Regions from separate parts of the Homo sapiens genome. Here region 1 is linked to region 2. A link is a contact called in ENCODE Hi-C data. All regions are on one chromosome and are shown on one strand. The core of a region is the stretch at or near the end of the contact, and the rest is flanking DNA. Distances in the headings are between cores, read along the strand shown. Region 1 holds the start of YIPF2 (Yip1 domain family member 2). Region 2 holds the start of CDC37 (cell division cycle 37, HSP90 cochaperone).

The links. Hi-C counts contacts between places; a loop is a spot of excess contacts on that map. Pooled maps may share reads with other maps.
Region 1: a loop to region 2 is called in a pooled map, with 7 times the contacts of the local background. The contact joins the promoter of YIPF2 here to the promoter of CDC37 in region 2. A Hi-C loop is called at or near these places in 5 of 50 pooled maps.

The regions. Positions count from the first base shown.
Region 1 is chr19:10,926,719-10,930,517 of GRCh38, reverse strand. It overlaps YIPF2 (Yip1 domain family member 2), which reads left to right and starts at 1,879. Exons shown (of 10, transcript NM_001321439.2): 1 at 1,879-2,007; 2 at 2,078-2,138; 3 at 2,559-2,719; 4 at 2,802-2,888. The coding sequence starts at 2,108. TIMM29 (translocase of inner mitochondrial membrane 29) reads right to left here and starts at 1,707. Exons shown (of 2, transcript NM_138358.4): 1 at 1,602-1,707; 2 at 264-1,504. The coding sequence starts at 1,695. The coding sequence ends at 816. RefSeq lists silencers at 1,262-1,311, 1,352-1,631 and enhancers at 1,845-2,545, 2,546-3,248.
Region 2 is chr19:10,401,850-10,405,376 of GRCh38, reverse strand. CDC37 (cell division cycle 37, HSP90 cochaperone) reads left to right here and starts at 1,835. Exons shown (of 8, transcript NM_007065.4): 1 at 1,835-1,999. The coding sequence starts at 1,898. MIR1181 (microRNA 1181) reads left to right here and starts at 1,839; the gene lies at 1,839-1,919. RefSeq lists silencers at 300-349, 2,060-2,119 and an enhancer at 1,310-1,659.

The DNA of each region.
Region 1 (3,799 bases), core at 630-3,129, 530 kb before region 2:
TGGATCACCTGAGGTCAGGAGTTCAAGACCAGCCTGGCCAATATGGTGAAACCCCATCTCTATTAAAAATACAACAATTTGCCAGGCATGTTGGCACAGGCCTGTAATCCCAGCTACTGAGGAGGCTGAGGCAGGAGAATCACTTGAACCTGGGAGGCAGAGGTTGCAGTGAGCCGAGATTGCACCACTGCACTCCAGCAGGCAAAACAGAGCAAGACCCTGTCTCAAAAAAAAAAAAAAAAAAAACGAGAGAGAATAGGTCATAGAATAAAAACATTTCAGCTCAAATTTTATTTAGTTAATTACTATTATTATTCTTTTTTGTAGCATCGGAGTCTTGCTATGTCACTCTAGCTGGCCTCAAACTCCTGGCCTCAAGCGATTCTCTTGCCTCAGTTTGCAAACTGCTGGGATTACAGACATCACCATGCCAGGCCACAACCCAAACTTGAAAAAGAAAATCTAAGTGGCCTTAGAAGAGTTTGCAAGTCAGCTGACCAATGTGGTACCTCCTTAAGGAGGGCCTCTGAGGCCCGATGAAAAAGGCTTATATAAAAGGCTCATGACCAGCTCTGCCAGTGATGAACATGTGTCAAGTCGTTCTGCTGTCCCCAACTCCCGGACCCAGGTGGCTCTGAATTAGCTTCAGCTAATAAAGAACAAAGACGGGGGGCAGAAAGGCTCCCCAAACTTGTGCAAATCCAGTGAGAAAACACTTTGCACATCATCTGTCTCAGCTGTTCTGCAGGTGAGGCACACTCAGAACTGCACCACCCCAGGCAAGCAGTTTGCCAGGACTCGGGGGCCTCAGGGTTTCATCTCGGGGCCTCCGCCTGCACCAGCGAGTGGGCCTGGCTCAGGGCGAGCCTGTCCTTCTTCTCCTTCTGCAAGACCTGCTCCTCCCACAGCGCCTGGTCCACCTGATCGTCGGTGAGCACGACAGGCTTGTACTTCTCATCGAAGAGCCGCTCGTTGGTCTCGGAATGCAGCTGCTGGGGCCCGACCACCCGCAAATGCGCCGGCAGGTGCAGGAATTCGTCGTCGTTGATGTCGCAGTCGCGCATCCAGGCCCCCAGCACCCACCAGCGACCCACGAAGCCCACGTCCAGGACCCGGCCGGGGAAGTCGGTCCAGCGGGGCTGCAGGTAGCGGCAACGCGCCTGGTAGAGGCTGGCCTGGGCGTCGAAGGGCGCCTCGTACACCAGCGAGCAGAGCCCCAGGTTGACGTAGCGCAGGCGGCCACGGCCCCGCAGCCAGAGCAGCCTCTGCACGAAGGCTTCGGACTCGCGGTTGCGGGTGGCCGGCGCCAGCAGCAGGAGGGTCCCCGACGCCTCCAGCAGCGCCTCCTCGAAGGCACCCTCGCTGGGCGCCAGCGTGAAGCAGGCCGCCGCGCCGCCCAGCAGACCCACATACACAGCGGCGCGCCCCGGCCGGGCCCTAGCCTCCGCCGAAGCGTCCCTGCAGGCCTCGGCGTAGTCCCGGAGCAGCGCGCGGGCCCAGGACCCTGAGGGGAGAGGAGCGCGGTAAGAGTGATCCGGCCGCGGCGGCCACCCACCCTGTCGCGGCGGCCACCCACCCTGCCGCCTTCCGCCGCTACTCACCCAGCCGCGCCCACACTCCCGGCTTCGCCACTACCGCGTCGCCCGCCTCTGCGCGGCGCCGGGACCAAAATCTCCTCAGAGCCGCCGCGGCCATCCTCTTCCGTCTTGGGGGTCCTTGCTCCGGGAAGAAACTCCTGATACCCGACGTTAAGAGCCCGGGAGTCTCTTCTGCGCAAGCGCCAACTTTACCGGAAGTGGCTTCCCAACGGGAGAGGATAGAAAGAGGACAGGCGCCGGATGTTGCTGTCAGGTCTGAGTCGGTTGGAGTCTGACGGGTAGGCGAGACGCGCAGGCGCAGAGAGCCCCAGCCACGCCGGCCCAGGTGGCCTCAGGTGAGGGGGGGCGGAGCGCACCTGTGGGGACGGGACGACGAGTTCAAGCCTCCGTGGGTGCAGTTGGTCGCCAGGTAGGGCTGGGGGCCGAGGGACCGGCTCGGGGGCGGGGGGGAAGTGTGCCTGACCGGTCTCTGTCCTCAGCGAGGGATGCGGAGACGCCCCTGAACGACCATGGCATCGGCCGACGAGCTGACCTTCCATGGTGAGTGCGGCCCCGACGTGGCCGGATCTCCCACTCCCGCCCCGGGCCAGAACCTCCCCCCGATACGGCTTCCAATTTCTCTACCCCGAAGCCTAGGCGGCTGTGAACCCTGACCCAGGAGTGAGACCCATCTCTGACTCGAACCCCGCCCCCGCCCTGAACTCAGACCTCAAACCCGAGCCTCTCGTCCCCAGACCCTGACCCCATCCCAGCGTCAACCCTAAGTTGCAGTTCCACTTTAGGAGGAAGGGAACAGATGTCCTCCGGATGCCTCCAAACTGAGGAAGTTGGGCCCCACCTTGGGGGAGATCAATGGCTCAGCAGAGCCTCCGCCCCCAGATGAGCATCGGTTTAGCTTGGGCCCAGTCGAGTTCTTTCCACCCCTCAAACGTGCGTGTGTCCCATATACCTCCTCCACAGAATTCGAGGAGGCCACTAATCTTCTGGCTGACACCCCAGATGCAGCCACCACCAGCAGAAGCGATCAGCTGACCCCACAAGGGCACGTGGCTGTGGCCGTGGGCTCAGGTGGCAGCTATGGAGCCGAGGATGAGGTGGAGGAGGAGAGTGACAAGGCCGCGGTGAGTCCCTGTGTCCTGCCTCCTTGCAGCCCCCAGCTGACCCAGGCTCTCCGGGCAGGCACTGAATGCCCGCAATGTGCAGCTCCTGCAGGAGCAGCAGCAGCAGCAGCAGCCGGGATTCTGGACCTTCAGCTACTATCAGAGCTTCTTTGACGTGGACACCTCACAGGTCAGGCTGGGGAGGCAGGTGGGATGGGGCTCAGAGTTATGCTCAGGGTTCAGCCACTCTTCCCCTGGGCAGGGTGCTGGTGATGGTGGGTGCTGGTGAACGAACTGTGGTGCTCTCAAAGGGTTATGGTGGGACTGGTTATGGATCGGGACTATGGGAACACAGGGGACACACACAATCTGGTGGGTTAGAGAAAGGCCTCCTGGGGGAGGTGAGGAATTGGCTGAGACCTAAAGGAGACAGAAGGCTTCCCTGGGGAATAGGGTAGGGAAGCAGGAGTATATGTTCCAGGCACAGGGAACAGCATATGCAGAAGACCAAAGATGGACTGGGCGCAGTGGCTCCTGCCTGTAATCCCAGCACTTAAGGGGGCCGAGGTGGGCAGATAACCTGAGGAGTTCAAGACCAGCCTGGCTAACATGGGGAAACCCCGTCTCTACCAAAAATACAAAAACTGCCGGGTGCGGGGTGGCTCATGCCTGTAATCCCAGCACTTTGAGAGGCCTGGGTGGGTGGATCACCTGAGGTCAGGAGTTTGAGACCAGCCTGGCCAAACATGGTGAAACCCCGTCTCTACTAAAAATACAACAAAATTAGCCGGGCTTTGTGGTGGGCGCCTGTAATCCCAGCTACTCTGGAGGCTGAGGCAGGAGAATCGCTTGAATCCGCCAGGCGGAGGTTGCAGTGAGCCAAGATCGTGCCAGTGCACTCCAGCCTGGGCAAAAAGAATGAGACTCTGTCTCAAAAATAAAATAAGATAAATAAAATAAAATTAAATAAAAAATAAAATAAAATAGAAAAATTAGCCAAGTGCAGTGGTCGGCGCCTGTAATCCTAGCACTTTGGGATGCCGAGGCGGTGGATCACTTGAGGTCAGGAGTTGGAGACCAGCCTGGCCAACGCGGTGAAAC
Region 2 (3,527 bases), core at 586-3,085:
AAATGCTTGGGGTTGATGGGGAAGCTTCCGGCGCTCTATCCCCAGTTCTGGAAGCTGAGGCTCCGGGAACCCTGTTTTGCTGAAGCTGGGCAGCTCCAGTCTCCAGAGCCAGGAAGAGACCCCCGCGCCTATCCGGGAATCCCCGACATCTGGGATTCTCTCCAAACACCCCCAGGCTGATGACGGGGCCGAATCCCTAAAGGGCATACGGTGGGGGTGGGGGTACGACTTTCCTGGGGAGCCGGGGAACCCCCTACCTTCCTGGCCCCCTCCCACTGTGGCACCGTGTCCCCCTCCCCACCGCAGCTCGCAGCCCCAAGCTTACCTTGCGGGGGGCCTGGGGAGGGGATGCCCCGCCCTCCCTGGCCTGGGGGGCGGGAGGGGACGGGGGTGTCCAGACCCTTTGTTTGCTGGTGTGTGTGTGTATGTGTGTGTGCGATTGTGAGAGCCGCCGGGGTGTGGGTCCGTGCGCGCGCGTGCCCGGGCCGTGACGGCCACTGATGTGCTGGACTGCCAGGGTGGAGGGGAAGAGGGAGGGGTAGGAGATGGGGACTCCCCCGCCCCTGCCCGCCCACTCGCGGGTTTGAATGAAGCGCGAGGGGGAAGGGCGGCAGCGGGAGGACGTTTTTGTCCGATGGCCCTTCCCGCTCCATGCACCGGGGAATCCTCCCCCTTCTGGAGAACTTCGCTCGCTCTCTCCAGGCACTGCCTCCAACGTCGGCTCCAGGGGAGACTAGGAAGAGGCGCCCCTCACCGGAGTGGCTGGAGCTCCTCCTATCCAGCCTGACCCCCGAGGGAGCACCCTTTAATCTGAGATAATCCTGGCCCAAGGCTGCAACACGGCCTATTATCCTGGTATCAAAGCGTGGATTGGGATGCATGGAAGTGTGAGGTGGTCGAGGCCCTGCATGCTTAGAGTAATGGAGTCCTTAGAGCCCCGGCGGAGGAAGCGTACCCCAAGACGAACGGGGAGGGGCTATGCGTGGCCCCAGACTGTGACGACAAGGAAAGCCCCCTTCCACCCCTCCACGATTCCCCCCACCAAGCGCGGGGCCAGGAATACGCGCCGTGGGCTAGACTCTAGCGACACCCAGCGGCCAGCGGGGTGGGGAGCCGAGACCCGTTTTGAGGGGGTCCGGGTGATTCCAAAGTGTGTGTGTGTGTGTGTGTGCGTGTGTGTGTGTGTGTGTGTGTGTGTGCGCGCGCGCGCTCGCGCGAGTCCTCGCTGCGAATGGCAGGAGGTGGAAGACAAGGAGAAGGCTGTTGCCGAGGCGGGGAAACCCCAGCTCCCAAGGCAGGGCCACAGTCTCCCCTCCACGTTTAACCCTGCAAGGGGAGGGCCATACCACCCCCGATTTAGACACCCCCAGGGCAGGTCCAGTCCTCCTCGGGCTGAGAAAGTCCGAGGAGTCATCAGGCGCCCCTCTCCAGCGCAGGCTTAGGTCCCCGTTTACGAAGGGCAGGGGGAGGGCCTTCCCGCCGTGTCCCTACCCCTTGCAGACGTCACTGCGGCGTGGCTGAGGGGACAGTCCTCTCAGTCTCATCAACCGTCCCCTCCCTGCCACCCCAAACGCCCACCGTGGAGCGGCGGGAGATGAGGGGGGCTCGGAGTTGAAGCGCGCACTCATATGCCCCCAGGAGACCTAGCGGAGCCCCAGCGCCCGATGACGCGGAGTCTCTGCGGGAACTCCAGGGGGCCGGAACACTTACGCAGGGCCCTTTAAGGCTGGCTGGGTAGCTAGTGCCGCTGCCGCGGTTACTAGGGATGTGACGTCACACAGGGCGGGGTTTCCCGCGCTCGGCGGAAGCGGAAGGGGCGGGGCTCCGCGCTCCTAGTCTCCACTGCTGCCGCCGTCGCCGCCACCCGAGCCGGAGCGGGCTGGGCCGCCAAGGCAAGATGGTGGACTACAGCGTGTGGGACCACATTGAGGTGTCTGATGATGAAGACGAGACGCACCCCAACATCGACACGGCCAGTCTCTTCCGCTGGCGGCATCAGGTAAGGCGCGCGCGCCCATCCCTTTCCCCACTCCCGGACCCCGCTTCGGAGTTGTGATCCCCGATACTGCCCAGGGACCCCGCTGTTCACACCTAGGATTCTCACCCCCCCAGTCTGGATTTTCAGGAGCTTCGATTCAACTCCGGGACCCCAGTACCATTGGGACCCTGAGTCCCTGCCCTGGATCTCCGCTCCCCCACTCCCTGCTCCGATTTTTGCGTGGGATTCCCTATTCACCCCCTAGAACTTCTTCATAGTCTGGAGTCCCCTAGACGAGTCTTGGGGGTTCTCCCTAATTCTGTTCGGCAGTTAACATTTATACCCAGAACTCTGCCTCAAAGTTTGGACCCCAAATTCTTCTAGATGATCCCTCATCCTATTCGGGTATTCACTTCCTATCTGGGATCTCCCATCGCCCCCCCACCTCCGTAGTCTGGACCCCCAATACTTTGGTCTGTCCCGGGATCTACTTTCCGGGATCTTGATCCGGGGTTCCCATTCAGATCCGGAGTCGCCACTCCTTTTCTAAACGGAACAAGGAACTCTGTGCTACTCTGATATTCCTGTCCCTGCCCACACCCAGGACCCCCTTCCTAGAGTGTAGAACCGTCCCCCTTCAGGATCCTTAGTCTCACCGAGTACTTGGGTTTTGGAATCTGGTTCCCCTCTGGATCTAACTACCAGCTCCAACCCGATAGAGCCTCACATTCCAGCCTCTCCTTTGGCCTCCGGTAGACCCATTTCCCATTATACCAGGAAATCCTGCCCACGTGGCTTCCGGCCTAGCCAGAGCCCCTGCTCCTACTTGGTATTGCAGACCCTGTCACCACCCACTTCCCAGACTGGCTTCCTGTATGAGCCTCAGCCAGCATTGGAAACTCTCCCCTAACTCAAGCCCAGAACCCCAAACCCACCCCACCTTTTGTCCCCAGCCTGTTAGCTACTCTGTGACCCAAATTGTCCCTGCTCTTATCCAGGGACTCTCCTGGTCTGATTCTAAATTCACCACCCCTTCTTCTATCTGACCACAACAGAGGTCCCGAATCCAGACCCCAGAATCCCAAGCCTGGGTGATCCATGTCCCACCACCCTCTCAGTGCTCACGAGCCAATGGGATGACTAAGACTTAAAGGTTTAACCTCCTGCTACCCCAAATGAGTGTGCCTGCATTACATACCAGTGTCTGTTGTATTCCTTTTTTTTTTTTTTTTTTTTTTTTTGAGACGAAGTTTCCTTCTTGTCGCCCAGGCTGGAGTGCAGTGGCACAATCTTGGCTCACTGCAACCTCTGCCTCCCGGGTTCAAGTGATTCTCCTGCCTCAGCCTCCTGAGTAGCTGGGATTACAGGCATGATGCACCACCATGCCTGGCTAATTTTGTATTTTTGGTAGAGACAGGGTTTCTCCATGTTGGTCAGGCTGGTCTTGAACTTCCGACCTCAGTTGATCCACCCACCTCGGCCTCCCAAAGTGCTGGGATTACAGGCGTGAGCCACCGCACCCAGCCATGTTGTGCTCTTAAACGAAGGG